2 separate regions of the Mus musculus genome follow, and region 2 is linked to region 1. The links are chromatin loops, found by intact Hi-C in ENCODE. Cell type or tissue: left cerebral cortex. All regions are shown on one strand. Each heading gives the region's core, and the rest is flanking DNA. Links, peaks and the distances in the headings are about the cores only.

Evidence for each region. Hi-C counts contacts between places; a loop is a spot of excess contacts. Peaks named below come from ENCODE experiments on the same cell type or tissue, not always from the same donor. Only the 100,000 strongest peaks of a DNase experiment are listed, where the experiment ranks them.
Region 2: a loop joins it to region 1, with 2.1 times the contacts of the local background. A loop is called at or near these places in 3 of 42 quality-filtered maps.

The regions. Positions count from the first base shown.
Region 1 is chr14:64,261,905-64,278,041 of GRCm38, forward strand. The region is part of intron 3 of Msra (methionine sulfoxide reductase A); the gene reads right to left. Gm41176 (a long non-coding RNA gene) reads left to right here. Exons shown (of 5, transcript XR_001781294.2): 1 at 1-4,042; 2 at 10,832-11,077; 3 at 13,248-13,336. Among named protein-coding and RNA genes, the nearest start is that of Gm41176, 9.4 kb to the left of the region's middle. In left cerebral cortex, for the core only: no CTCF peak of the experiment used is centred there; DNase peaks (open chromatin) are centred at 9,346 and 10,399; H3K27ac peaks cover 7,452 bases.
Region 2 is chr14:64,212,831-64,228,967 of GRCm38, forward strand. All of the region lies in intron 4 of Msra (methionine sulfoxide reductase A), which reads right to left. It overlaps Gm52132 (a long non-coding RNA gene), which reads left to right and starts at 3,097. Exons shown (of 3, transcript XR_003951180.1): 1 at 3,097-8,410; 2 at 10,136-10,333. In left cerebral cortex, for the core only: a CTCF peak has its summit at 9,362; DNase peaks (open chromatin) are centred at 6,256, 7,327, 7,832 and 10,197; H3K27ac peaks cover 7,402 bases.

The sequences.
Region 1 (16,137 bases), core at 4,628-12,627:
TCAAGAGTTATCCTGGGTGTGTCTGTCTCTTAATATTGTCACATGTAGTTGAAGATAAGTATTAAACTTGTTCATATAAATTTAAGGCTACTTTGTACATGGATAAACCCCACTCCTTCATCTAACAATGCTGGCAGCTGTACTTTACAACAGCAGCTTCTGGTCCAATTCACGATTCCATGACTCCTGCCATCTAAGCACTTTTGGGTTGTTCCCCACCCCAGTCAATTCCCATCCTGTATCTCACACTTCATATTCCATTATTTTGTCTCTTAAGTTGAGGATGCTTCATTTAGGGTAAGGACACGGCATAGCTGGCAAGAGCACTTGCTTATAAGAATGATGAGGAGTTCAAATCCCCAGCTCACAGTTAGCACTGGGCCCTCTGATCCAGGTTCAGGGAAAGACCTTGTCTTAAGGAAATAAGGCTGACAGAGATAGAGCAGGATAGTAGTCACATAAGTACACACTACAGACATTTGTACAAACATCCACATGTGTGTGTGTGTGTGTGTGTGTGTGTGTGTGAGAGAGAGAGAGAGAGAGAGAGAGAGAGAGAGAGGAAAGAGAGGGAGGGAGGGAGACAGAGAGACAGAGAGAGACAGGGAGGAAGGGAGGGAGGAAGAGAGAGAGAGAGAGACAGAGAGAGACAGAGACAGAGAGACAGAGAGAGACTCCCTCTATTTCTAGACTAAGTGGTCAGCTCCCTCTTGAGTTGCTTCTGTCAGGGATTTTTTTTTTTCAGCATCAGGGCAAGAAACGGAGACGAATATCTAGAGATCTAGTGTCTGTCAAGTGCTCTCTGCAGAGTGAGCATCTCCTGAAGGCTCCACTTCATTGGAGGTTGCTACACAATGATGTTTCCAACTCAACAATTATTACTACACCAACAGTGGACAGAGAATTAAAACCATAGGATGCAGGAGCTACACACCATCCATACAATAGTGCGTGCATGTTTAAAGGGAACGGTGACGTTATAACCCATTCACTTGTCCTTGAAGTCTTCACTTAGCCTTAGTAATGAACACAGAGGCCTGGCACTCCCAGGGATTTCCTCACACCCCCACCCCTACCTTTCAGTGCTAATTTCTGACCCATCCCTGATTTGCTCGAGTATTCCCATCACTGTAACTATAGACTACTTTACATTTTAGGAATTAAATAGTGCAACATGTGCTTTTTGTTTGTTTGTTTGTTTTTTTCCTGCAGAAAAATGTATCCAAGCATAACTGTTTTGAGCCCCACTCCCCATTTTGTCATAGCAGTGCCTTGTCCTCCATTTTGCTGAGTGTTTTTCCACTGAATGGATGTAACATCATTTGCTTATACATTCACCTTTTGATAACCACTTAGGTTGGGGTTATTATAACCACTTCTAGTTTGGGGTTATTATAGAAATAGTTACTGTCAACATTCCTGTATAGGGTTTTTAACGTAAACCTAAGTTTTTCCTTCTCTTTGGTACAGGAGTGGGCCTCCTAGGCCATATGACTCGCTTACATTAAACTCTGTGTGATATTCCCAAGTGCTTTTTTGCCACATAGCCATGGTGTTCTGTGTTGCCACCAGCAGAGCAGGAGTCCCAGGAGCTCAGCATCCTCCTTGGTTCTCAATGCTGACAGTTGTTTTCTCATCTTTAGTTGGGTGAGTATGTTGAGGAATATGTGTGGGCCACGACATGAACGTAGAATGCAGGGGACAACCTTGGGTGTTAGTCCTCTCTGTCTGTCTTTAGTACTCTTTATTGTCCTCTGCTGTGCATGCCAAGCTAGCTGCCCTCAAGCTCCCAGGGATTCTCCTGTTTCGGCCTCCCATCTCACCTTAGAGGTGCTCTGATTATAGACTCAAGCTACTGTGTAAGGCTTTTCTTGGGTGCTAGGGAATCCAAATTGGGTTCTCACACTTGTAGGGCAAATGCTTTAGCCACAGAGCTAGCTCCTCTCCTGACAGTGATTTTCCTTAATTTAGCTATTTTAAAAGAATGCTAGTAGCAGATAAATGTGGTTTTTATTTGCATTTTTTTCTGATAACTAATGATGTTGAACACCTCAAAAAAAAATCTTATATGGCATCTGTGGGTTTTCTCTGATGACCTGATTCAGAGGATTTGCCTACTTTCAAAAAGTTGTTAGTTTTATTACTAAGTTTTGAGCATTCTTCAAAAGGATGAAAACTTTTATTCCCCTGTGGAGTAGAGAAAAAAGGGAACTTGCAGACAGACTTTAAGTCATTTACTGCCAAAGCAAATCGTGTGCCAGGAAAGTGAGGATTTGAAATAGACCCAGGCTTTTGTTGCAGAGACGGATGAGATTCTTGCCAATTCCGTGTTTGTGTGAGGCACAGCCAGGCTGTGGGCAGGTACCCAGCCTGCCTTTCAGCTTGGATACCTAGTCCCGGCTGAAGATTCCCACACTGTGTCCCTCGGCCTGCTGGCCAACTCTCTCCTGTTGAGGAAAATCCCAAAGACTATGGAATGAGGCAGGCCCTTGCTTTTTCACACATGAATGAACTAATGTTGTGTGCTGTGCCAAGCCCTCATGTTGATGCTCATGAAATCAGAGAATCCTGTATAGACTCCTCCCTGGCATCCTGCCCATATTAGAAGCATAGTTGTTCTGATATGGCTTCACAACTCCTGACTTGCTGGTAGTGACTGTCCCCTTCATCATTGTGACAGTATCATAGGTGATAAACACCAAGGTGCCAACCACTAATCTGTAAATTTCCTTTTCCATTCTCTCTATAATTAACTTGGGTTAAAATTTAATCACATTCATAAGGCAATGCATCCAATATGGATTGTTTCCTGTATTCCTCCAAAAGGAGACAGTTTCTAATAAATAGAAATGTGACGTCCTGACAGTCCCCCACACAATATCACATTGTCTTTTACAGGTGATTCCACATCTCTGTACATTATCTAGAAGCAAGAAACAGGGAGAACTTTATTTATTTGTTTTTTGAGACAGGGCCTCTTTATATAGTCCTGGCTGGCCTGAAACTCACTATGTAAACCAGGCTGGTCTCACATTCATAGAGACCATCAGCCTCTACCTCTTGAGTGCTAGGATTAAAGGCATGAGCCACCACAGCACGCTAATTTTTATATTAATTTTTGTTTATTCTTGAGAATCTTATAACGGATACAATGAAACATAACCACACCCACCTTCCATTTATTTCTCTTTCTAACTCTCCTAATCCGCCCCCCTCACACACACACACAACACAGCTCAAATCTCAAGGTCAAAATAACCAATCAAGTCTAGGACTTTATTTTATTCCTTGTAATAGAATGTGGGAATATAACTAAAACTTTAAAAGATGGGTATATAAAACAAAACAAATATTTCTAACGACATCATATTATGGAATGTACAGTTCCAGAAAACCAGCATCGCTTCCCTTCACTGACACAGTGCTATGAATCTACTTAATCTGCTCTGATGCTTTTTAACAAGGCCTCCAGGAAGCTGAGAAGACACTCTCCTCTAAAGTGGGAGTGAGCTGATTCCCATGCTTGCTGTCTCTAGGACCCATGCCCATCACCACCGTACTGACTCCATTAAGTACCCATCCCTGGTCTCCATACACTGTGTATGTCCTGTGACCAAAACCCTCACAGAATCAACAAAAAGCAATCCAGGAGTCATTGGTAATACAGTTGGTTTCGGTTTTGGTTTGGTTTTAAAGAGGCAGGTTTACAGCATAACATATTTCTGATTCTAAGTTCTGTTTCTTTAAGAAATGGAATTCCTTTAAACCTTTATCTTCCCAGTGAAGAGTCCACAAAGGACTAATCATACAATGGAACCATTTAAATGCCTCACTCTGCAGTGTGGTCTCTTTGAGCACAATTGTTTGGATAAATTCTCCTCTTGCCCATTATCTGAACACAACGTGTGGTGGCCAGTTGCATTTTGCGGTAACAATGTACCGGCATTGGCTAGCACTCCATTTTCAGCTGCCAATACAGGCACTGGAGAAGTATTCAGACCTGGAGACAAACGACAGCTGAAAACAGAGAGCCGGCCTGCAGGTGGGTTTCAGGGGATGTCTTATCTGCTCAGAGTCATTGTGTTCCAATCTGCATGTCTTCCAGAAGACTAAAAGTAAGGGTCCCAGGAGGTGGGAGAAGGTTACCGCTGTAAAACTGTGTCTCAGCAGCTAGAAGCTGAATTATCCTTGGATTCTAGGAAGGTAACATGAAACAACTCTCTTCTGTTGGTGAGCTCCGCTAGGTGTATAGAGATGGATGTGATGGCTCAGTGTAGTTTGTTTAAAAACACAGCATGAGCTGGGCATTGCACTGCACACTTGTAAAGGCTGCTTTTGTGTGTCAACTTGACACAAGCTGGAGTTATCACAGAGAAAGGAGCCTCCCTTGAGGAAATGCCTCCATGAAATCCAGCTGTAAGCCATTTTCTCAATTAGTGATCAAGGGTAAGAGGGCCCATTGTGTGTGGTGCCATCCCTGGGCTGGTAGTCCTGGGTTCTATAAGAAAGCAAGCTGAGTAAGGCAGGGGAACCAAGCCAGTAAGTAACATCCCTCCATGGTCTCTGCATCAGTTCCTGCCTCCAGGTTCCTGCCCTATGTGAGTTTCTGTCCTGGCTTCCTTTGGTGAGGAACAGCAATGTGGAAGTGTAAGCTGAATAAACCCTTTCCTCTACAACTTGTTTCTTGGTCATGATGTTTTGTGCAGGAATACAAACCCTAACTAAGACACCTGAAATATCAGCACTTGGAAGGGGGAAGCAAGAGGATTGACCGTTTGAGGCCAGCCAGAACTACAGAGTTCTGTCAAAATTAAAACAATGAAAGGGAGGAAAAGGGGAAGGAGAAAGAAGAGAAAAGGAAACTGCCATGTAGTCTTTCTTACAAGGAATACTGGGTCCCCACACTGTATTAGTATCCCGTGGTGGCAAAGAAGCACCTGAGATGTTCTCACTTCTGAGACCTGCATTACTGTCTTTTTCTTTTTCATGCAGAACTTGGTAGAGCACCTGCTTAACCTAGTAATGATAGTTTACTGAGAATTTAACTACATATCAGGCCCTTCTCTAAAGGATAAGGGGGGGAGGAGATAGATAGGTGATAGATTTGATAGATATAGATAGATAGATAGATAGATAGATAGATAGATAGATAGACAGACAGGCAGGCTAGAGTAATGATTCAGTTGGTAAAATGCTTGCCTTGCAAGCTGGAGAACCTAAATTTGACAACCCCTAAAACCCATGTACAAATGCCAGCCATGCTAGCTTGTGCTTGAAATCCCAGCTTTAGGACAGCAGAGACATGAAGGCCCCTGGGGCTCACTGGCCAGTTAGTCTAACCTAATTGATGAGCTCCAGGCCAATAAGAGACCCTGTCTCAATGGGTAGTGTGCTTGAAGCTAATACCCAACGTTGTCTTCTGACCTACACACACCTACACACATGAACATGCATGCACCTTCGACAAACACAGAAAGAACTAGAGTAAGGAAGGCAACCAACAGTGCTGTGAGCATGTGGATTGAGTGACTAGCATACTTTATGGAGGAGAGGGTGGGGCATCACAGGAAGCCAAGACTTACAAGTGGATAATGGCCAGACCCAGGAGTAAATTCTCTCCATATCTCCTCTACTCATTTTAGAAGTCGTGTTTTCAGCAATACACATTGCACTCAAATATCCTAAGAGTCAATAAAAGTGACTTCATGAAATGTGAATGAAGTGCCTCATTTTGTTTGAAAATGAATAAATGAATTGCTCATTGCAGTTCACAGGCATGCTGTCTTCTCCATGAGGCCATGGAGTCTTTTAACACGATGCTGCCGGTTCACCCTCGAAGCTATTCATTTGCTTGTTTAATGCATCCAGTGTTTATTACATGGCACTAAGGCTTTGAAGAGACTCCTACTCCAGCAGGAAAGAGCCACTGCAGTGTAGTAAATGCCATAAAGAAAGCCTGCCAGAGGAATGGGGTAGACGAGGGATGTGGGGTGTAGAGGTGGTTCCTGGAGGAGGGAAGACCAATCAATACTTGAAGCACTGAACAAGTCCAAGTCCATGCTTCTGAATGAATAGATGAGGAATGCCTGGCCCTTTGGTCTTAGTAGGAACACTGCACTGAATAGGCCACACTATTATACTCTTCTTCCTTGTTTGCGAGATAAGGCAGGCATACTAGGAGGCCCCACAGGACTCAGTCTAGGTCCCCTAGCAGGTGTTAGGGACTTTCAGGATGCAACCCTGATCCTCAGAGCCCAGTGTCCATTTCTATTGGTCTCTGTTGCTATGCAGAGCTGTGGCCATGAGCACAGGTCAGGTTGAACACTGAGCCCTTCCGTAATTCTCAGGAATGACTGAACTAGCTTCATCCCTGGAAAAGTGCAGCCTGCAGCCCGAGTCACACTCTGCTCACGGGCCAGTGCCCTGATGGAAGGACAAGCGAGAAAAAAGCAAAATCTAGTCATGTCTACACTGCCTAGTTGTCTCTCTCCAAATTAACTCTGTCCGTGAGCTGCTGGCAGGGTGTGCTTCCCATCGTTTAGGACAGCCATCCAGAAACATAATTACGTGATTAAGTGCTGTGTCCTCCCAGGAAGTGTCAGGAGCCATGATTACCCTACCAGGGAGGGGGTGGGGTAAACAATACGCAATCAGGCTGTGGACAAGGTTTCCCACTGCAGCCCAGGACCATGCTGGTATTCATCAAAGGTGGAAGAGACATGCTTCATATTTCATATTAAGAAAGACAACAAACTATAATCAGGAATATAATCAAGGATGGAATAAAATGCTGATTGCCCTTAATGACCTTATTATTCTATCACTGAATGTGTTATAAAAAAAGAACTGGGCCATGTATTTCCATGGTTCTCTGAGTGGTATACATGTATGACGTATGTACGGTTGACTGTGGTAGTCTGGGATACAAGTCGCTCACTTCTGTCTGTACATAATGAGAACAAATGGAAAGGCTAGGGAATAGAGAGAGTGTGAAGTCAGGGAAACTGTCTATGATCCACTAAGAAAACAGCAGAGTATTAGCAAATAAATGAAGGGGGGAGAAAGCCAAGTGTACAAGCCAGTGTCAGACCAATACAAGTGAGCAAGACATACAAGATAATACTTCAGTAGTTTGGAAATAAAAAGCCTCCTTTGAAGGACTGAAAACCACATCTCTAGAGCCACTCTGGTCTTCTTCTGGTAGGAAGATCTATAGATCAAAAACGCACAGAGAAAGACACTCCAGATCACAGCAGTCGAGAGTTGTAAAGCAAAACAAGGAGACACTACTATGTGTCTAACAACAAGCCAAAATCCAGAACATAACAAGGAGTCACTCAGTGGTCACAAAAGTCGTGGGGCTGGACATAAATAGAGATACAGGACATTCTACAACAGGGGCACTATGTGTTATGGCATTTCAATGGTAAATAATTCTCTTATATGCTGGTCAAAGCTCATAGATTGCAGACACCCACCACACACACATATACACAAGAGTGTCCCTGATGTAAACCAGGGACAGTAACTAATAGTAACATACTGGTGTTATTCCATCAGTGAAAACAAGTTTCCACAACAGTGCCAAGTGTTAGCAGGGAATAAGTGTGCAAGTGTCGGGAGGGGTTGGGTATCATGGGAAATCTATTCAACCACTTTGTGCTTCATTTCCCTGCAAACCCATGTGTGCTCTGAAAACTTGTTAGTTAAAGTATGGACACCTTCTTGAAGGCAGAAACTGGCCCCTCCATGTCACCACAATACCTGATGAATACACGGCTAATCTTTAAAAGCATCTGTACCTGTCCTAAATGGACATTAAGGATGCTGAGTGGGCAGTAATTTAGAGACATGCCCTTTCAGAGCCACCATTCATAGCTCAGGCACAGTGGGGACATACTTTGACTTGACAAGTGCGATTCTTCATCCGAAGGAGCTTTTACTCTGTGGTAACTGGTCCAAATCACAGAGTGAACCTTCTGTATCCCAAGCCTGCCTGCACACAACTCTCAGCCCTGCCATGTCTTTGGAAGGAGCTTACACTATGGCACAACCATTTGTCACTGTCATTTATTTTCAGTCCACACTGGGAGATGAACCTCATACCTCATCTGTATGCGCCCCTTTGGCATGTGGTACAGACTCAAAGCAGGCAGGGCCCCCAGACCTGGAGCTTCTCTTTATCAAAAGGCACGTGCCCAACCAAGGCCAAAAAAAAAAAAAAAAAAAAAAAAAAAAGGAGCAGTGACCAGGGAGGGCTCACAGCAGGGATTGAGGCAGGCAGAGCAAAAGCTGACAGAGCATTGAGTGCTGCAATCTTGAATCCCTTCATCTTTCCCAGTATGAAACCCTATGTCCCACAAAGGTTGCACTAGGCTCATGGGATCCCTGGCAGCAGACAGATGAGTACCACTGCTGTCCTCTCGAGGTAGGAGATATCCCACCACAGGTCATTCAGGCCAAGCACTAGGAGCCATCGCAGGCAAGCCTGGCCTCTTCTATATTTCTCTTAAGTCACCAGGAAGTCCTTGCCCCTTCTTGCTCATGACTCAGATCCCTAGACTCTTCTCAAGCTATTTTCTGTTTGTCTTTCTTTGTTTGGTTGGTTCCATACTTAGGAAGTATCACTGAAGGCCTGGGCTTTAAAAGTATGTGTACAAGTTACCACCCTGTCTTCCCAACTGGACCCTTGGGCACTGCCCTGTTGAATGCATGTGGGTATTAACAGATGCCCAATACACAGTAGAGAGGGGCCTAGGGCATGTGAGGCCCTGTGCTAGGTGTTATGGGAGAGATGAAAGGACATGGCACAACCCCAGGGAAATGACAGCCAATGGGAGGACCCTTTACTGGTAACTACTCCTGCTTCCCAACCCGCCCAGTCAAGCAGTCAATGTGTTTGGCTGTTTTGGTTTTTGTGGGAGAGGGAGAAACACTTTTAACCAACCATGGAGTTCTTTTCACAGTACCCACTTGTACTTTCTCAGTCTCTTTAAGAGAAATACAGAAAGATGCTAAGTAAAGACCCTGCAGTAGATGGGAGGGTACCAATTCTAGCCTATCACTTGTTGATCACGTAGTCTAGATGGACACTGTCCTGCATTCATGTTCCTGGTGACCACACTAGCTAGTGTTCGTCCTTCACCTACCGAGCTGTTGTAAGAACTGAAGAAGCTGCTGGGGTGGGGTGACTTGCAGTGAGGCCTGGCTCGTGGGAAACACCAAATGAAGTCATCATTCTCTTTTCAAGTTCATGTGCAAAAGCCACCTGAATGAGCTGGTAACATCTCATGGCTCTGCTGTACTGCATGTGCAGCTGGAGGAACAAGATGATGTCTTAGGTTTGAGAGATTATTTCTAGACCAAGTGAGTCACCTTCCCAATGGGACTCTATCTCTCATCAGTCTTGAGAAACCAGTCAGAGGGAGGAGGCACAGCTGCCTTTCTCCCACATTGTATCCAGGCTTTGGAAACTGTTTATAAAGTTTCTATAAATATAGGATGAGACTATACAACAGAGAGATTAACTCTAGATATCTGGGATGAAGGAAGGAGTTCCATAGGCCTGCCCTATGGAAGAAACAGAGTTCCCATGGGATAATATTTTTGGCTCATATCAGGACCTTGGGGGCTTATCCATCAGAAGCTTTAAAAATCAAATTAGGTAATAAAAGTATGTTGCTACATTGTAGGCAACAGAAATGAAGATAGCATGTTCATATGGCCAGTGATATCATATGATGGATAAATAAGCCACAGAAAATGAAATAGTATTCACCACTGAAAAGGGGGTGTTAACTGAAAATTCATGGAGGATGTCATAGTTTATTCCTCTGTTGCTATGACCAAAAACACTGACCAAAAACAACTTGGGAGAAGAAAGCATTTATTTTATCTTACTTTCAGGTAACCATCTATCACTGAAGGAAGTTGGGAAGGAACCTGGAGGCAGGGAACTAAAAACAGAGACCAGGGAGAAGCAGTGTCCACTGGCTTGTTCCCCATAGCTTGTTCAGATCACCTTCTTATATGGTCCAGGCCCAACTGCCCAGGGATGGTGTCACCCACAGTGAGCTGGGTGCTCCTCCATCATTAACCAAGGATGAAAATCCTGGCAGCACCAAGGAGCTCCCAGTGCCTATCCTTAAGTAAAAGAAGCCAGTCTGAAAAGGCTGTGTGCTGCGTGCTGGTGCTTCCATCTTTAGAATAATCTGGAAAAGGCGAGCCCATGGAGATAGGAGCAAGTGTGGTTTGGTGGTTGTCAAGGAGGAGGGGAGGGAGCTAAGCAGACAAAGCCCAGGTTTTCAGGGCTCTGAAACCATCCAGTGCCATGCCGCCATGGTGGGATAAGCTGTTACACATTTATCTAACCTACAAAATGTGTGGCTTGGAGACGAAGCTTAAAGTAGCCTGTCTGGGCAGACGTATCCATGGCAACGCGTGCAGCCTTCTGGAGCAGGATGTGGAAAATGGGGTGCTTGTAGGTGTGTGAAGGCAGAGAGCACACAGGAAGCCTCTATACTTCCTGTTCAATTTTGCTATGAACCTTCAACTGTTTGAAAAACAAAAGTTTATTAATTAAAAAAAAATTGGAAGATAAACCCCCAATTCTTCTGGATCTTCCTGCACTCCACTCCACCAACTTAAGCTTCCAGTATGTGGCTTTGTCCATTTAAAAACCTGTCTCAGTGGGAACAAGTACCTGTCCCTGAAACATTTCAAACTATCAAATTGAGCCAGAGTGAGACAGGTTGGGGTGGTGGTGGTGGTGGTTGTCTTTCCTTGTACACAAAAGATCCTCAGCTTCAGGCACTTCTGTCAATCCTCCCAGGGCAAGGCAGGTCCACAGAGGACATCACTGTATCACAGTGGTTGGCAGCTCTCTACCTCCAGGATGATCAGTGAGCACAGCTTCAAAGGAAATAGGCTCACATATGGGGCCAGTGAAGATCAGACCACTTGTGTGACAGACCTGGAAATCACGCAAACAGGGCTGCTCATGGGCAACCCTCTCAGTGTGCTGCGATGTTTGCTCTCTGCCTGCCTCCTGTTTGAAAGCACTGAATATGGGGTTCTGGTGAGTACTGCTGTGCAGAAGGCCTTCTGGCCCCCAGCATTTCAGCCCAGAGTATGGTGGTATCTGGCCCTGCGCTAACTGACAGAACCCTCAGAAAGCAACTGAAAACAGGATAACAAGGATGGTGGAAGAAAGACCCATCTTCCAGCTGGTGCATCTTGGACAGAGTTTCGTAGTTGGCTAACAAGTAAAATGATCATCTATAGGAAAGATTCTGATATTTCCTCTAACTTTAAAAACTCACCCGGGGGATGAAAAATGAGAGGGCACTCAATTGGTAAAGAGCTGCGCACAAACGCCTGAGGCCATGAGTTCAAGCCACAGAACCCATGTGAACAGGCTGGCCATGGTGGCACATACTCGTGATCCCAGCATTCAGAGACACAGGAAAGAGAGATCCACTGGGCTTGATGACCGTTAACCACATTGACAAGAGAGACTGTCTCAAGTGAGGTAAATGGTGCCTAATGACACCCAAGGCTGTCTCCTCTGGCCTCCGCGTACATGCAGAAACATGCTTGGGTACACACAGGTACACACAATGTTTAAGAAACAGTAGAGACGAGCCGACTAACCAAAGAAAAATAACATTCCCATTTCTATGAATCAGGGTCATCTAAGTGGCTCCAGAGCCCTGGCTACGTTCGTCAGGCAGTTTTCAAAACTCTAGTTTACTTGTAAAATAAAATTGACTGCTTTCATTAGTAGGTTAGCGGCTGAAGCACATGAGGTGAAGCTTATCTGCAGCTGATTATAACTGATTCCAGGCTGTTGAGAAGTAGAAACTAGTAAATGGCAGTGACCCCTCTGGGGGCCACTCAGCTGCCTAGGTGTTTCCCTGGCATAGGGGTGACCACCAAGTGTTTGCCAGAGTCTCTTCGGTGATTTTTGCTCAGTAGGTGGGGTAGTCATCGACCCAGATATTTATTTTTAATATAACTTATAGAGGACATCAACAAGGAAACCTTATTCTAGGACTGTACAAATCTGTTAGTCATTTGGAAGTAATTAAGACCCAGTTCATCACATAAAATTGCCAGAGAAGCTGGCCCCTGCCACAGTAAGGTTATCTTCTCATATTACATATTATGGCTCCGTTATATGTCATGTGAAAATTTCAGGGCAGGCCTATCCATCAGTGGCTTTTGCAATTACATTTTAAGAACTGCTTAACCTAGCAGCTTCCTTTTAATCTTCCTTTTAAATCTTTGAGGATATAATCCTGAGACAATGAGTGAACAGCTCCCCCATCCAGTCTGGATGGGTTATAAAGGCTCCATCAGTGAGCTGTTTTCCAACAGCTCATCTGGGTGGTACTTTCAGTGATATACAAGTAGAAGACATGCTTGACTAAGTCTGCTGGCCTGTTGACCTCTGACCTGTGCCCTAGCAAGGATTTAAGTTGTTCAAAGAAAGAGGTGGGTCAACTAACCAAACCAGTCAAAAAGGTCAAAATCTCAAGGTCAGAGGAGGGATGCATAATTGCTATCTCTGCAATGGGTCTCCCTTGTCACCCAAGGGCAGCAGCAGCCTGGTACCTCCTGAATAGTGTGTGCCAGCCTTCAGTTCTTTGAAATTATAAGAAAATTCTCCTCCTCTATGATATTCATGCTGGGTTCAAGCATTCTAACAAACTAAATATATCTAGTAAACTCTGTGAGGAGAGTAGATCAATTTTGTTTCAGCTTTGGGGACCTTAGGTGTGGTGGAGCCATATCTCTGACATGACTTTGTCAGAGTCCATGGAAGAAGGACATGGGAATGACAAGAACATGCTTGGACTCTGCAGCATAGAGGGAAGGCGGGTTTCACTTAGCGCAGTGGCTTTGTCTGGGCTCCAAAGCTGAAGCAGCTGGGAGGGAGAGAGTTCCAGGTCAGGGGCTCATGTGAGGGAGACAGACAGACAGTTCCAGGTCAGGGGCTCATGTGAGGGAGACAGACAGTTCCAGATCAAGGGCTCAGGCTGAGCAGGCAGGCGCCAGCTGGGAAAAGGTGGGGTTGAAAACGTGGCACAAGGAGGGCATACCCCTCAATCTCTTCTCTGTCAGGCCCTCCGCTCTATTTCTAGCTATAACAGCTAGCATGAAAGCCTCCCCCTGGTCAGGAACATTGTCCATGGGAAGTCCAGAAACGCTGGACCCACGGCATTCACCAGTGGTTTGTTTCTCAGGCTCAAGAAGAGGAAGGAAGGCAAGTAGTACAGTTGGTGGCAGAGGGATTGTAATAAGATGAGTGGAGGAGAAGAGAATCGCAAGGAGGGTGAGTAGATGATGGGGGAGGGGGAAGGAGAGGAGGGAGGGAGGGAGGGAAGGAGAGTACCTGGGAGCCCTCATTCACTTAACTTTCTATACTATTTTGTCATGAGGGCCCTGTTTTGAGGTGTTTCTCTCTTGCTGTTTCTAATGTATAAATTGAATTTCGCCACCTGTATTTGGAAAGCATGGCTCATGTAAATGAAAAGTTCTGAAAAGAAGCTATGTCTGGCTGTGCAAAAAAAAAACGCCTGGAAAGAGCATCTGCATCTGCAAGACTGATGGGAATGTCAGTACTGGACAGAGATTGGGAGTTTTGTAAGTTTGAAGGCTAATTACTTTATCCTGGGCTACTTGTAGCCTTGTGTAACAGCCAGCTCTGTTTCTGAACTAACACTTCACGATAATAAATAAAAACCTCATAGAACCTATTAACTTAGCAGAGCACAAGCTTCCACCAATCCAAGAGTTAAAAATGTCATCAGATAACATCTTGGGCCTGTAAGATAGCTCTCCCATCTTCCTGTACCTGCCTCTCTGATGTGCCAACCAATGCATTTAAAAATTGTCTTGATTTATGACTGTCTTTGTTCTGTGAAACTACAAAACACCCCATGAAACTGCTTCCACATAAAACCATGGGATTTGGAGTAACATAAACCTGTGTTTCTAGGTCATGGTCGCTCACTGTGGCTCCAGAATAAATTCTTATTCTCTTTAAGATGGGGGCTGTGGTTTGAATGACAACATGCGTGCAGGTTTCAATATTGCCTATAGCTTCCAGCATCTATGGGGGCCTTGGTATGTATCCCACACAGACAAGGGAGAATGCCTACCACACATTGTAGGGAGAGGGGAATCCATCCTAACAGAAAGATGGGCAAAGACCGACTAACAAAAATAACAATGCCTTAAGCTCTTAACATGTCAAACTTGACAGACCCTCCACCCTAGAGCCTCACCTGAACAGGACGTTATAAAAACAAAACAAAACAAAACAAAACAAAACAAAACAAAACAAAACAAAACAAAACCCTCTCAGGCCTCAGCAAGGCTGTGATCTGGAAAACCAAGTGAGCATCAACCTCTCTCCATCAATCTCACTGTTAAATCACTTACTGTCTCTCAGCCTCAGTTCTCTCAACTAACAAAACAAGGAGTCCTGTGGGCTCTGGTCATTTTAAAGAGCCATTTTAAACAGAATATCCAACAGGACTCCAACATAGAGCTAGAGTCAAACTGTAACCATTTGTCTGTAGCAGATGCGAATCCATTTAGGGAACAGACTTCACTGTGGGTGGAGACCTCACAGCAGCTTTTTGGAGCCTGATGCTGTAGTCACCCACTTGGAAAACCACAGGACTAGTTGTTGGTTCAAACCTCTTCCAGGCCTGAAATGCTGTGATGTGACCATGACCCGTGCCCAAGATAATGACAGCCCAGAGGGATGGCACTTGTTAAGAAGCCAAGCTTATTGTTAGGGGTGACTAGGTTTAGAACAAACAAAACTGTATCTCTCTCCTCTACCTATGCTCCAGTCATCTGGGCAATGGGGCTACTCACTGAGGAGCTGGTACACCGGGTCAGAGTTACAAGTGAGGGGCGAGGCTCCCTAGCCTCTGAGCTTTCTTTCTCCTTGTTTGTTTGAAAGAGAAAAGCGTTTTCATTCTATCTGTGACAAGTTCAGGGCCCAATTTTATGTCTCAAATAAGGGGCACAAAAAGCCATCAAATTGCTTGTTGCAAGGAGCAAACACCAGGATTCTTGCGTGTGGGGAGACGTGTCAATAACTTGGTAATTTTCCTTGACTGGCATTGACAACGCTACAATGAGGCTGACTATGCACTGAGAGAGTGAATGCAGTCTGAGAGGGATTGAGGGGGAGTCTTCCATTACTTGAGGAGCTGTGCCCAAGCCCCTCCCGCCTTTGAAGAATGGAGCCATTAACTCATGGCAGAACTGCAGCCTCGCATCTCCACCCAAACACTGCAGAAATTACCTTGAACTAAAAAGGCACACCGAGTGCTTTACACGCATGGAGAAAGGCTGGTTTAATGCCCAGCTGGAGCTCTGGAGCTCCGGGCAAATGCTAGCAGGTACTTGGAGAAGGAGTGAAGAAGATCCATAAGAGCCCAGAGGAGGTGAGAGGAAGGAGAGGTGCGGGTGTCAGGCCAGATGTATAGGCAGAGGCTGACTGAGCCTGCCAAGCCACACACTGACCTACACCTACACCTATGCCATTCGGTGTCCCTATAGACAAGGAGTACAGTGATAGACAGCCCAAGTCCCAGATTTTCTAAGACACATCTGATGTGAAATATTTTCCTTTTAAAATATTTTTGCATGCACTTATTTAACTCCTGTCGGGCATGCACCTCCTCTGGAGGCCACAGGGCAACTTGTGTGAGTTGGCTTTCTTTCTCCTCCACATGCACTCCTAGGACTCAGGCTGTTGGGCTTGGTGGCAAGCACCTTTATCCACTGAGCCAGCTCCCAGCCCTGAGATAATTTTATTTTCAATAAGAAATCAGGGAACTGGAGAGACGGTTCAGTGAGTAAAAGCCCTAATGGTACACGGATAAGGACCTGAGCTCCGGTTCCCAGCATGCATGTCAATGCTGAGCACAGCTGAGCACACCTATCAGGCCAGCACCTTAGAGCAGAGACAAGTGGAGACTGGGGTTTGCTGGTCTAGCATGTTTAATGAGCTCTAGATTCAGGGAGAGCCCCCGACTCAAGGAGACGAGGCAGAAAACGATAGGACAGGACACCTGATGTCCTCCTCACATACATACCCAGGGTCACACA
Region 2 (16,137 bases), core at 4,503-12,502, 49 kb before region 1:
GGATGTTCTCAAGCCCAGCTTCTCTCAATGGCCTTTTTCCTTTGATCTCTGGAATGAGCATCCCTCCTATGAAGCCTGGTGTAGGCCCTGCTTTACAGCACCTCCCAGCCTTCCCTTTGTTTCCTGCAGCCCTTCACCAATGCCTCCCACCATAGGGTGTGGTGATAAAACCCACAGATCTGCTGCAGGGCACAGTCCAGAGCTGGGTCCAGAAAGCTTCTGATTGGGGACTGTTGCTATGGCGTGAATATGAAACTCCCTCACAGACTCATGTGTTGAACACTTGGTTCCCAGCTGGTGGCACTGTTGTGGAAGGTTCTGGAACTATAGCAGGGAGGCCGAGCTGGAGAAAGTAGGTAACTGGGGACTGTTTGTTCGTGAGTTTTTTGTGCCTTGTTTGCTATAGTGGGGTGAGCATGCTCTGTCTTATGCTCTTTCTGCACCATGGGGTTCAGAGTCAACAGAGCCAAACAACTATGTACTGAACCCTCTGTAACTCAAGCTAAAAATATGCCTTTCTTCCTTCGTTTCAGTCAAATCTGTGGTCACAGCACTGAGAAAGTAACTAGCACAGTGTGCAGACTGAGTGAGTGAGCTGCGGGTCATCTTACTGTGTGTCCCTGGTGGATTGTCCCACTATGTGACCCCCATCTCTGCCTCCAAGCTCCTTCACATTTCACTCCTCTCCCCAGGGACATGACTTTAATATTCCTCATTATTAGAGCAAAACAGGATGAAGAAAATGAGCATGCTCTGTAACTTGCTCCTATAAAACATACATACATTCATAGTTTTTTACGCTAGACTAAAAGTTTCAACTTGTTGAGTCTATCGTTAAGTTTTACAAGGGCCGACACATATACAGTGACCAGTTCCTGTACACATATGATTCCTTTAAAAAGGCTTTCAAAACATAAATCAAAGCCTTAAAGCAATCATTGGGCTTAGATTATACACATGTTCAACCCCTGAGAACTAAGTCACAGCACCCAGGAGATAACATCGAAATGCACATCATGGTTAAGCATCAACCTTCTGTTAGCTCTTGTCCACCAGGAGCTAATGAGCTGTCAGCTAGGGGTAGTGTTAACTAGGTCACTGCGGGTAGAGCAAAGCTCCCTTGGGCTATTTGTAAGCTAGAGGGAAAGTGAAGAAATCAATTAGGATCCTTAAAGTAAACCCTAGGTGTTTTTTAATGATACTGCCAGACAACTGAAGGACTAATACACAATGGGTGCTCTCTATTCACAGACACGTCAGCCTCTGCACAGCTCACATCCTGAGCTAGGTGACCCTCGGTCCTTGGGCTACCATATGCATTCTTGGAAACATAGTAGCACCCTTAGGCCCTATACCTCAATGCCCACCCAATTGTGACACACAAGAGTATCTCTACGCACTACTACATGTCCCCTGGGTTGCAAAACTGCTTCTGGTTGAGACATATTCCTTTACACTAATGGAGCGTGACTTCTGATATCATTGTATACTGCCTTCATGGCCCAGGCAGCTGAGTGGAGGAGTGGGAAGAGGTGATAGCCTTAGAAGGGTAGGAGCAGGGGAAGGATAGGAGTCCTCCATGCTCATATCTGGGTTTGTAGTCACTAAGTTCCGTGGTCACTAGGGTGGCTTTGTCTTAATTTACACTTTTAACTTTTTATTATTATTTTAAAATCTCACATACATACACGTTGCGTGCTGACTTTGTCTGAATTCAAGAGAATACAAGGTTTTTAAAAATGTGTTTTTGTCAAACAGCATTTTTAACTGAAAATATTTTTTTTCAGAGGATATATTCTGATGTTGCTTCCCGCCTCCCTCATTTCCTTCCAGATCCTCACCTCCCCACAAATTCAACTCGGTGCGTTCTATCTCTGGCTTTTGAAAACTAACAGGCGAATTTTTAAAAAGAATGATAAAACAAAGAAACGGCACCACACACATACACACAAATACAGATGTGCAAATTCAAGACCCATAACAAACACAAATTGCAAACCATAATATATAAGCAGAAGATAAGTAAGACTTTTTTAAAAAAATGCTCAAACAAAGCAAAAGAGGACAAAAAAAATCTACAAAAATATCCTTGAGCTCATTTTCTTTCAGCATCTCCTGCTGGGTACAGGGCTGCCCTTGAGTGTGGCTTGTATACTCAGTGAGAGATTCCACTGTAGGAAAATAATGTCTCCTCGGCAAGTGGTTGTCAATTGAAGGTAATTTCCTGGTTATGAATGGGAGCGCATGTCCACTTTCTCCTCTTAGCACTGGATCCCCATCTGCCTTGAACCTGTGTAGGCCCTGTGCATGCTGCCACAGTCTCTGTGTATTCATAAGTGTGTCAGTCCTATTGTGTCTGGAAAACACTGTTCCTTTGCGTTGGCCCTTACAATCCTACTGCTTCCTTTTCCAAATAGTTCTCTGAGCCCTGAGGGGAGGGGGTTGATGAAGACATCCATTTAGGACTTAATGTTCCAAGGCAGCATTTCAAGTGATATTTAAAATATAAAACAACAGTCTTGTAGTAAGTAAAAATTAAAATGATTATGTATACAGTTTAGATATAAGTCTCTCAACTGTATAAAGAAAATCATAATAGGTCTTTTTTGCTTATTTAAAAATCTGGGCAGGATAAAGGAGGAGCACTGACGTATCACCCTGTCCTTGCTGGTGACCAGGGTGGCTATCACACTGCCCAAGAATCTCTAGGGGCCTGTCCCGTCTCACGGTGTCCATGGGAACAGCACTGATGCTACCAGGGATGAAGACAAAGATGATGTAGCAAGACTGACTTGTGCTTCTTTTATCAGTTAAAGAAGTGAAGCTTTACCAAGCTGGGAACCTGTGGCTTCATGGTCACCAGGAACTCGGGTTTCTTTTCACACAATTATTTTTAGCACATGGCTCCACGCTCAAAAACAAACATCATCTTCTGGACTTGTAATCACCAAGGCCAAAGTGTAGACCAAGATAAGGGAGAGAAAAGTGATGGAGAGAAAAGTGGATGGACAAGACTATCACCTACTACCTCTTTTATTTATTTATTTATTTATTTATTTATTTATTTATTTATTTATTTATTATTACTACTGTCTGTGTGTGTGTGTGTGTGTGTGTGTGTGTGTGTGTGTGATGTGTATAGGTGGGTAGGTACATGCCATGGTGCATGTGTGAAAGACAGAGGACAGCTTTTTGGAGTCACCTTTATGTGGGCTTCAGGGATCAAACTCAGGTCTCCAGGCTTGCATGGCAGATGTCTTCACCTGCTGAGCCTCCAGCCCACCCTGACTTCTTCCATCTTTAAACAGTCTTCCTAGAAGCTTTGCTCTGCACCATTAATTATATCTCAATGGCCAGAACTTGGTCACATGGCTGCACCTCCTCAACTTCCTGAACTCTATCCAAGGGGCCAAGACCTCTCCTGAGACTATATCCTCCCTCGGCTTCTCCTCCCCTCTCTACTTCTCTTATTTGCTTATAGGTTCTCCCCTCTACCCGTCTGTCCTTCCCCAGTCACAGGCACCAGTGACTTATCCCCTGCCTCAGGCTCTGCATCAAGGAAGCTAATGGACTCTATGCTAGTCATTAATTCTGTTCTCATTCAAACTGATTTGCAGCCCACCTTTGCATGCTATTGCTGCTTGCATTCTGCCACTCTCAGAGAATGCCCATAGTCCTATATACCACCTGGTCCCACTTAGGATGGTGCATCTGTGTTCTGTGGTTAACTCTTATCATATGAAGGGGCTCGGAAGCTGTGGTCATTTGAATATGCTTGGTCCAGGGAGTGGCACTATTAGGAAGTGTGGCTTGTTGAAGTAGGTGTAACCTTGAGGCTCTCCTCCTAGCTGTGTGGGAGCCAGTTTTATACTGGTTGCAGTCAGATCAAGATGTAGAGCTCTCAGCTTCTCCAGCATCATGCCTGCCTGGATGCTGCCATGCTTCCTGCCTTGATGATAACGGACTGAACCTTTGAACCTAAGCTAGCCCCAATTAAAGCATTCTACTAATTTCCAAAGTCCCAAAATCCACATTCCTCCAAACAAAAGTATGGTCAGGCCTATCATAGCAATACTCCATTCCTGGTACCAACTTCTGCCTTAGTTAGGGTTTCCATTACATTGAAGACACACCATGGCCAAGGCAACTTTTATAAAGGACAACATTTAATTGGGGATAGTTTACCGGCTCAGAGGTTCAATCTATTATCATCATGGCAGAAACCATGACAGCATCCAGGCAGGAATGGCAATGGAGGAGCTGAGAGTTCTACATCTTGTTCTGAAGGCAAATGGGAGAAGCCTGACCTCCAATCAGCTAGGAGGAAGATCTCAAAACCCATCCTCACAGTGACATAACAAAGCCACAGCGACACCCATTCCAACAAGGCCACATCTCCTAATAGTGTCACTCCCTGGGCCAAGCATATTCCAACCACCACAGAAGCTATGGCTCTATCTACAAAATTCTGAACACCTCCAGTTGCTTATCTAAAAATCTATCTCAATGAAAAGTAAAACTGCTGATAAATGTCCCAGAACTGCAGTCATTTCCCACAAATGGGAAGCTGGTATTCTCTTTGCTTATGAACTGACCCACTGGTTTGTCTCCACAGAGATGGCACTGAAAGCCTGCACGTCACAGTGACACAGAAGACCATGGCTCACACGGCTCATTCCAGCATTGCCTCCTTTCTGGGGCTGGAAAACAGGATCTTCCTAGTGTTCCAGCCTTCTCCACCAGGTCACAAGCCTCTCTCCCTCACAGTGACACACGGCTTCTTACTGCAATCCAAGAGCTCTTCTTGCCACACCTGGCCTTTTTCTCAGGTGTCTGAGATGAATCCCATGAATATTGAACAGTCTCACTTTACCTGAATGGAAAATTAATTTTGTCAATTTTAGCTGACAGCTCATTTTAAATTTAAAATGAGAGAATGAATGGATAGCCCTTGTTTTATCAAGAGGGAAGTAGAGAGGCCATCAAAATAACTAACAAAGCCTGGTAAGATGGCTCAGTCAATAAAGTGCTTGCTGCACTAGCATGAGAACCTAGGTTCCATCTCTAGCACCCACCGAAAAAGCTGGGCACAGTGGTGGTCACGTGTAATATAAGCACAGACCATCAGTGATCATCACAGACCAGCACAGACCATCAGTGACCACCATAGACCAGCACAGACCATCAGTGATCATCACAAGCCAACACAGACCATCAGTGATCACCACAGGCCAACACAGACCATCAGTGATCACTGCAGACCAACACAGACCATCAGTGACCACCATAGACCAACACAGACCATCAGTGATCACTACAGACCAGCACAGACCATCAGTGATCACTGCAGACCAACACAGATCATCAGTGATCACTGCAGACCAACACAGACCATCAGTGACCACCATAGACCAACACAGACCATCAGTGAGACTTTTTAAGGATGTTTACAAAATAAACACCAAGCATAAACAAGTGGCATAAAATGGAGAAAGTGAACTGTGCATGAGCATCCATTATATCATCTCTATTGCTGACTATAAATGGAGTCTGACAGCTACTTCGAGCTATCCCACTGCTTTCTCTGTCATGATGGACTGCACCTTGGACTGTGACAAAAATAAGCTCTTTCTCCCTTAAGTTGCTTTTATCCTATTAGTTTAACACAACAACAGAAATCGAAACTAAGATTCAATACAGAAAAGTATATAATGCATATATACACATGTACTAAAAGTACATAAGACACAGTACATGAGTTATTCAAGTGTATTCAAGTGTACACTTCAATGGTACAGTTACATGACCGTATCATTATTTATTACCAAGGAGTGGATGCTCAGATAAAGACCACCAACATAAAGAAACGGAGTACCATTGTGCGCCTGTGTGTCCCTATTGATGACAATGCCTTCTAACTTAGTTTGGCCTGTTTTTGAAATTTATACAGAACAAAGCTATACAGTGGTTTCAATCTCCCATTTTCTTCATTTGATGGTTTCAGAACATCTCTCAAGTGAACACCCACCCACAATGGATGCATTCATCCTGTGATGAGCCTGTGAGCAGCCCGGGACTGCAAAGGACATTCTCAACATGCTCTCAGCTATGCACATACATGATGTTCTTATGGGTACATACCTAGAATTGGAGCTTTTGGCTGAGGTTCGCATGTCTTTGATGTAACTACATGTGAGTCACTCTTTGGAGCCATGGCCCTGCTTTACAAAGTCCATGTTGCTCTACCCAGAGTCTGGAAGCTTTGAGAACCTACCAGTTCATGGATGTTCTCATGTCTAATAGTCCTCTTTCTTTCAGTTCATAGATGTTCCCATGTCTGATAGTCCACTTTCTGTCGGTTGGCTTGGTCCATGATGCAGTCTCACTTGATTTTAATTTGTATTTTCCCAATTGATAATGATGTTTTTAATTTTATGCTTCCCCACTGCTATTTAAATACCTTGGCCACATTCCTTTGCAGCAATCTGTGTTTCTAAAAAAAAGCCTTTTTCATATATTTTAAATATTCCTGATATAAATCCACTATCAGATATAATCTCATTACTCTTGGCATTTTTTTTACAATGGGTTAGTTTGCTCAATTTTTATTTATATTTAATTTATGTGTAGGAGTGTTTACCTTCATGTACACCTGGTGTCTGTATGGTGCCTTCAGCAACCAGAAGGTGTAGATCCTTTGCAGCTAGAGTTACAGATGGTTGTGAGACACCATGATGTACTGGGAATTGAACCTGGGTCCTTTGTAAGAGCAGCCAGTGCTCTAAACTGCTTAGTAATTACTCCAGCCCCCACAATGATTTATGATAAGCCAAAATTTTGAGAAGGACGAATTTATCAAACTTATTTTGCCTTTTTTTTGGTTATCACTTTTAGTGTCTTTTATAGGAATCACTTCCAGACCCCACACTATAGTGAAGTCATTCACCTGGAAGTCCTGCATATTTTACCTTTGCTCTTAGGTCTTAAATGTACAAGGTACTAATTTTTGTGCATGGCATGAGGCAGATTCTCCCTCCTAAGGATCTGGAAAGACAAAACAACAAACAAACAACAAAAAGGCGTCTTTATTAACTAAAAAGCCCTCTCCCCAGTAGTGGGCGAAGCGGGTGGTGTGGTAGCTCTGTCCTCCGGCACATCCACATCTTACTTTGCTCCCCTGCACTGTCTGTTTATCTTTCCCCACATCAAATGCACTGCAGCTTAACTGGTGAGGTTCACAATGAGTCAAGACTTGCAGAAGAAAAAAGTTCCTGTGTTCTTGTTGTTATATAAGAAAACATTTGCTTTTATAAATACATGGGAATCTTTTTTTTTTTTAAGTCTGAAGGAGAAGGGGGTGGAGGAGGAGAGAGCAAGAATAGCAACAGCACAGCAGCAGGACTGTAGGTTTTCACTGGGGTTTATACTAAATTTACAAAATAATCTAAGAGGAAGTCTAAGCGAAGTCCGTTCATTACTGGATCTTCCAGCTGCCCCATGGCTAAGTGAACACAATTAGAGATTCATTAACGACACTCACCCTCAAGGAACCTCTATCTGAAATTCTCAGGGATGAACCTAATCGTTTATCTTTTGCTCATGCAAAGTTCATTTAGTAAAAAGGGCTGCTAACCCCTCCTGCCCCCTGAGTGCCTAGGGGGCCTAGCTTGGTGGAGGCTGATGTCTCTTTGGTAGGTTGCTTCCCTACTCAAGTTGCTTCCCACTTTTAGAGCTCAGGGGCTAGGCTGGAGTTTTAGGAGTTAAGACTGGAAGTGGCAGATGTCTTTTTGCCATATTCCATTGGTCAGAACTCAGTCACTTGACCACTAGAAGAAGAGGAAATCCCAGAGAGCTGGGGAGAAGTGAGCATTCCTCAGTCATTCCCTTTGCTTCTCTCCTTAACTTAGGTCTGAAGGAGGATCCCTACCCATGCCAGTACAAGGCAGATTAGAGGCTGTAACAGAGTGTACATCGCTAACGGCAACACTTGTGAGTTTGACACCAGCATGTGCTACATGATAATGAGTTCCAGGTTGCCCTGGGCTACAGAGGGAGTAAGAAATGAATAAACAAGCAAAACACATAAAAACAAACAAAACTACAGTAGTTGCTCCAACACGCTGCAGTTTCTGAGTAGTGCACTGTTCAGTAGCGCATGTGCACCCAGTGAGTCTTTGTACAGACTCTTTCCCATGCTTTTCTCATTTATGAATACTAACTTGTGTTGCATACCAGTAGCCGTGTTTTTCTTTTCATCTGTCCAGGAAACACCCTGTTCGGTTTTCTCGGTTAATGCTGAACTGCTGAACCATGTGCTCTGGAATCCACTTGGTCATGGATCCTGTCTCAAGATGCCACCAATCTCAGTTGGCTAACAGCCCACTGGGGATTTCTGCAAACATTCTCCTAGGTGAGACTGTACTGTGATCTTGCTTTCTCCTGTGCTCAGATGTGGGTATCAAGATTCCGTTCTCTTCAGCCCTTGGAAGGCATCCCACAAGCCGGCAACTATTTCCCTAGTAAATGTTGGTAAAACTCATTGAAGCATGTGATCTTATCAAGTATGGATTCAGTTTCTCTAAGGATCCCAGGGTTGTTTCATTCTGTTGGGCCCTATTTTTTAAGGGGTTTATTTTCAATGTAACTTTTTGTCTCAAGTTCATTGCTGCAGGTGTCCTCTGAGTCTGGCAGTATGTCCAGTGTTTGTATTGAGATTCCATGTTTTTATTCTTCATACTGGGATTCTCGGCCCTGTTTTATTCTTTTGTTTGTTCTGTTGTTGTTGATCAACTATTCTAACAGTTAACCAGTTGAATATACATATAGGAAGTCTTGGCTTTCATGTCTCCTCTGCTGTGGTTTGAACTCCACATCATTGGTTTATGTTCTTAATGATCTCTTTCCTACCATTTGAGATTACTTTGTGGTTGGTTTTCTTGCATCTTGAGATGGATGCCCTTCTGTCTTCTCACAGATGGGTTTACGATCTGTTTAGCCATGCCCTGTGAACTTGGATATATATATAGTACCCTAATCATTGCCTAATTAAAGCATTTTCTAATTTTGTTCATGATTTAGCCTTAATAACTAGGTTTGCTAGTGATTTTTCTTGTCAGCACAGTGAGAAGCAACTTAAAGGGGATTTATTTTGGCTAATGGTTTGAGGGATATGGTGCCATGAAGTGGAGAAAGGCACAGTGGCAGAACTTTCGATTCTGCTTGCTTAGCTCACTGGACAGCAGGGAGCAGAGACTGGACGAGAAGCAGGATCCCACTGTAAGCCTCAAGACCTGCCCCACAGTGGGCCACTTCCTCCTCATAACCCTCACCTCCTAAAGGCCCCACAACCCCAAAACAGCACCACCAGCTGGGGGCCAAGTGTTTAAATATACGAGCTTGTGGGGAAATTTCACATGCAAACTAAAATACTAAGATAGTTAGAAATTAAATTTTCTTTTTAACATAAGAGAACTTTTCTGGATAACTTTCTGCTACTGGTTTCCAGTAGAATGCAATGGTGGTAAGAGAATTCTAATCTATATGATTTTAAACCCTTTAGCCACACTAATCTTTTTTCTGGCTTAGGGTATGCTCTGTGTATGACTGGAAGGGCAGGCCATTTTTAGGTACAATGCAATGCTTCATATGTTCAGGGCTCTGAGGTGCTCACACCTTTGATGCCATTGGTAAGGACCCCCAAACCCACATTTTATGGTGCTGGAGAATTCTCTCAGAACATGGGCGTCTCCCGTCTTCTTCTGCCTGTCTTGCTCCTGCTTCCTTTCTTCTTAATCTGGTCGTTCCTTACAATCTGTCGGCTGTTGCATGTGATGATCTCAGTGCATTCTAAATGTTCAATCCAACATCCTAAATCGTTTTTAATTTGTGAGCTGAATGGAACAGCCCAGCCTGACATTATTAGAGTCTAGGAACTCCAGTTCCCACCAATGATCTCAGCTCTGATCTCCCTTTCCTAATTTAGGACTCTCGTTTGAAGTGTAGTAGTTCTTCTGACTTCATATTTTATTGCTGGAGTGTAAAAATTTTCAGATTCTAAATGATGATGTAAAATGTGTGTGATTCCTCTGAATGTTTCCAAAAGCCCAATTATCTTCCTCTCGCTAATCCTTAACAGCGTGTATGAAATTGTAACGGACACCGCAGGAGTTCACAGACACTGGCAAGTGTGCAGCTGGTTCCAGTCACCACAGGTCATGCTTCCTGCTCTCTGAAATCATCACTTAACAATATGGAATCACGTGCCTTCCCAGAGGAGGAACACAAGGCTTGGAACTGAGCCCAGGGGAACAAATTCCATCTTTGTCACATAATGGTAATGTACTAGTAGGCTCCAGGCAAATCCTCTTGCTTCACTGGGGCAGTCTGTCCATCTGCAGAATGGGTCTAACTTTCACAGGTTCCTTTAAGAATCCAATAGGATTTTACATGCATACGCTCCCAAGCACCGTGGTCAGCATGGGAATGCTACCCACTGAGTCCTTCAATCAGTTTGGAGGAAAGGCCGAGCAAACCTGTTCCATATAAGCATTCTCTGAAAGGGACACTCGAGAGTGCAAACAGCAGCGATGCTGTGCACATGTATGATGGTGCTATGCGGGGGAAGCACACTTGAGAGAAGAATTAATAATGAAAAAAATACCAGATTCTTTGTTTCATTTTTCTCTGTTCCCTGAAATTCTTTAAAGAATGAAACCCCTCTCAGAATCTGTAATGCTGGGTTTGAGCCACTTTTCCATTTTGTGTGTGTGCAGCTGTTTGTTCCCTCCCTGCAAGCATGCACATCTGCTCATTAGCAATACAATATCATTCCCACTGTCTAATTATTTGCAGATGATAGATTTCTTATACATGATCTAAAAAAAGGATAGTCCTTCAAAACTGGTGACTTATTTAAAAAAAAACTAACTTAAAAGGGTCAGCACAATAAAGTTCAGATATTAATTTGGCAAGTTCAAATATACACACACCAGCACCTAATTACCCACTTGATGGGAAACAGGAGGAAAATGGGATATTTCTCCCTGCAATTAATGTTTCCCAGTAGACAGCATGGGGGTGTGCATGGGGGAGACACTGGCTGCTCTTCCATGCACCTGGAAAGAGGCTATGGGGCAGCCGCACTGAGACGGCTGGAGTGATGTTCACAGAGGGAGTGGGCAGGACACCTGTTAAAACTTCTGGCCTATATAAGTTTACCTTCATACACACACACACGGACACACGGACACACACACACACACACACACACGGACACACGGACACACGGACACACACACACACACACACACACACACACACACAGACACACACAGACACACGGACACATGGATACATAGACATACACACACATATACACAGAAAGTCCTTGGGACTTTCCAGCCTTAAGTGTAAGCTGAGAAAGCCTGCATGTTTTTGCATTTTTGTTGCTGCCCTTACTCTCGCTGGCAAGTTCATCTGTCTTGTTGCTGAGGCATGCCTTCACTAGAACCCACTTCTTCAGGACTTCAGTATAGACTGAAGGCCAGCAGCAATCCAGAAATTCTCTAGGCCTCCAGTGCTAGATTGGGACTGCAGTGACATCCAACTGCATGAACTCAACACTTACAATCTCAGTGTCTCCAGGATGAGACAGCCATTATTGGACTACCTAGACCACACCCTATAAACCAGTCTGATAAGACACACACACACACACACACACACACACAAACACACACTCATTATATCAAGTTAGAAAACCAGGATGTATACCAATCATTACATTTGGGGTAAATGCTGAGAAGGTCAGGTTTGTTGGTGTACAGCTACACAGGCTATGAGGGCAGGGAGTTCTACTTTAGCTTGGGAAGGTCAAGAAAGGCCTCTTGGAAGACAGTAGAAATCAAGAGGACAAGAAGGAGCCATGCTTGTCAAGAGCTGTGGGCAGACTTAGCAGTAGTGCCAGACTAGAGCAAGAAAATGTTTCTGTTGTCTAGAAGCAGAATAAAGAAATGAAGGTCACTGTATTTGGGATGCCCTGAGCAGAGAGGGGGCGTTAATCTAAAGTCATGGGTTAATCTGAGGTCACATTGGCCACTTTAGAGTTTATAAATGGCTCCAAAGGGAATGGGCAATCAGAGAATGTGTTGAAGCATGAGAGAGGCTTGTTTTGTGATTTAACATCTTGGACAATAGATCAGGAAAGGGTAGCGGTACAGGACCTAGCAGGCTTGGAGGCCACTGAGAATGGAGCTCTCCCTTATAATCCACATAGACTCCGCCTCTTATTACCCTGAGGATGCTATAAGGACAAGCTTTACTAGAAGTGAAATGGCAAGTGTGAAAACATGGAGGTTCTGGGCTTTGTTGAGACATTTAGTAACAGTTAATTCCTCCAAGTCAAAAGAATGGACTCTGAGTTCTACCTCTGACCCTGCGTGGAGACATAACATTCTGATGTGCCCCAGGTCAGAATATCATGTGCTATTGTCTCCTTCTTAGGAGTCAATCCATCGGGGTCTGTCAATCACCTGGTCCAGAGAACACCCCTCAGGAAGGCTGATTCACCATGAAGACATGCTAAGGAGATTGGGAGGAATAATTATACCCTTAACGAGATCATGTGCTGCATTTCCCAGAAGCCATTCCCTTTATGCAGCAGCTTGCAGAGTACCACTCATGCAGCACTGCTGAACCTGCCTTCTTTTCTGATCTCTAACTCTGGTGTTCTAACTTGGACACCAGCCAAAGATCTAAGCATGTGTTTCCTGGCTGTCTGGGCTTTTGCACTTATTCTCTGAAGCCCCCGCTGCCACGGTGCAGGCATCTGCTTACTGACATCCACTGCTGAACACACTGGCTTTCTTGGACCCTATCTCTTAAAGGTATGGCCTTCTACCTTCCTCTTCTCCATCTCTACCTGGTGGCTACTGAGACTTACAGCCTGCTTGCCCTGGAGCTTTTCTTTCACACACTAATAAGACAGTCCTCAAAACTTTCCCCTGAGTTAGTTTTTAGATTCTTCTATTAACAGAATTAAGAACCAATAAGAGGGAACTTTGATGTCCCTGGTAACAGCAGGATGAGCCAGGAAGGAGCCCTGAGTACAGCCAAGGAAGATGAGAGCAATAATACATGGCCACGTGGCTGGTATGTGGGTGGGCCAAGCTCAAAGCTACAGATGGCATCACCATCCTGAGTCCCCACTCACACACTAAATGCGATTACAGATGTCTTGACCATGGAGCGGTTTAATTAAAGTGTGACAGCAGCTCACCATCAGCTTATTGCTGTGGCTGTGCTGGTGAGAATACAGGACAGGCTACTGGTAAAAAAAGAAGGGAATGAGTCCCAAAGTATGAACCAAGGTAACAGGAGGTTAGGCAAGGCGGTTCTTTCCTTGGGAGCTCAGACTGCGACGATGACTTGACACTTCTGTGCTGTAGCTCTGCCATCCCTGAGGCCCATGATGGCTTCCCACCGAATGCATGCACACGATCAGGGGGAAGAAGAAGAGGGAAGAGGACATCCTTCTACCAAGAGACCATTGCATCCACACACTGAGAAGGAGGAAGAGGAAGAGGAAGAGGAGGAGGAGATGATGTTGAGCTGATTAACATCCTTCCTAGAAGTACAGAGCCTGGAACTTGAACCCATCACACTCACTAATGCCTGAATAGTCACACTTCCAACAAATACCATGCTCCACTCCAAGCCTTATGGAAGTTTGAGTCTTTTTTTAAAGATTTTTAAAAAAAATTTATGTATATGAGTGTTTGTTTGTGTACCATGTGCATGCCTGGTGCCTGCTTAGGTCAGAAGAGGGCACTGGATCCCCTGGAGCTAGAGTTATGGAGTTGAGAGCCACCATGTAGGTGCTGAGAATTGGGCCTGGATCCTCTGCAAGAACACAGGTGTTCTTCATTGCTAAGTCATATCTCCAGCCCCAAAGTTTGAGCCTCTATTAGTATGTGTATATCCAGCTAAAATTATAAGCTATTCAAGTAATAGACACTGGGTCAGTAGCCACTATGAACAGGCCGTGGTTCCCAATGGACTATCTAAAAATTATTCTTGGTTTAGAACTACCAGGAAAGACTTGCAAATCCCACAGTGAGCTGGCATGGCCTAGTGGCCATGGGATGCATATTATGGGTAGCCATTCCCATTTCCCAGAGGTAAGTAAGGCTGCTATGGTTAACAAAACGTGGCCTTCACTTTAGAGTAGAAGTAAATACATAGAGCTAGTTTTTACAGCTCTCACTTTAAAAAGGACACTGACGTCAGAACTGTTATCATAAAGGACCAGCATGTTTAGCACAGGAGGAGGTCCTCTTGCCCAGACGTTTGCTGTCTTCTAGAGCTAAGGAAAGAAACTAGACTGAGTCTTCAGCAAACATGGGGCCCACCAACACTGGGCAAAGCTCTGAGGCCTTAGGAACCTTGCCCCTTCTTTTTTCATTAAATGAGGATTGCAGACAAGATAAAGAGAAGTCAAAAATTTAAAATACTCATCACGAGGCTAGCCCCTAAAAAGTCCTTAATAACTGTAGGGATCCCTCACCCCAGATAGATGAGATGAAATAGCTTATCGCTGCGAAGTCAGACATTGTGTATTGTGATTTGGCCCAGGGTCCATGGTCTGAACTCTGTGTCCTAGGCAGGAATACAAATATTGAACTGTACCATCAGTGAGCACTAGCTCTTGAGGCTGGAACCACATCTTCTCATTCTTCTACCAGAAGCAAAATTCAGAAGCCTGTGGGGGAGGCTCATTGCCTGCATCAACAGCATCATGGAATCAAAACACAAGCCATGCCGAACTCTTCCCAATCACACGGGGGGCAAGAGAATCTCTGAGAATATAAAGTCCAATCTCTAGTGGATGGAGGGCAATGTGGCTATAAACACAAATGTCAAAATCTGGTGAAATGCTGGTGTGCTGAGAAAGTTCTAGCTCTGCCTGCCACTCCTTTGGCATCTTGAGATTTTCATGCTCGTCTAGTTAGTTCTTATACCAGATACACCATGAGGCTAGATTGTATCTTTAGCAGATCAGATTCTTGGTTGTCAACTTGACTATACCTGAAATAGACTATAATCCAGAAATGGAGAGCACACCTGTCATCCAAATTGTGAGGCTGGAAGACAAAGGCTTTTGATGTAGATCTTAAGGCGGGAAGACACACCTTTAATCTGGGCCACACCTTCTCTGGCAGCCTACATAAGGACAAGAAGGAAGCTTTTGCTCTTTGCCTGCTTGCCTTCCCCTTGTTAGCACTGCATCCCTTCCTTGGCATTGGAGCCTACTTCTCCAGGATTCCAGCACACACAGAAGACCAGCTGAGACCCAAGCAACTACTAGATTCCTGGGCTTTCCATTCATGGCCAGCCATTGTTTAGATTAGTTGGACTGCAGCCTATAAGAATATACATATACATATACTTATACTTATACATATACATATATATATTCACTCATTCCATATGACCTGTGACTCTAGATAACCCTGACTAATAAAGCAGGTTAAAGAAAAACAGCAAAGTTCAGAATTGAGTGTCTTGGCCCAACATCTAAAGGCTGGAGAGGGTCTAAATTGGGGCCAGAACCCAAATCTCTTCAATCTCAGTCTCTTCCATGTTCCCTGGGGAATTTCAGCAGTTAGGGGACCAAATAGTTACACCTATAGTTATATCTGGGTAAAGACAGAATGCACTGGCCTAAAGTACAGGTTTTGTGGTAACTGGTAGATGAGGCGAGTCTTCTCTTCTCTAGCCAAATGTAAGCTGAGGGTTTTGCTCAGTTACTCCACTTGAACCACTGAGAGACAATCTCTTGGGACTGAGAAACGATCACACAGTGACTATGGAAGGACAGATCCCTGGACCTATCTATAGCTCTATGTGTATCTGTGTGCGTGCATGTGTGTGCATGCATGTGTGTATGCCCAGGTATGCATGTGCGTGTGAGTGTGTATGAACATACTGTGTGCATTGTGTGTGCACATGTGCACACATGTGTATGTCTGTGTGTGCCTGTGTGTGTTTGTGCATGTGCATGCGTGTAAACATATACATGTACATGTGTGTATGTGTACATGTGTGTGCTCATGTGTACATGTGTGTGCACATGTGTCT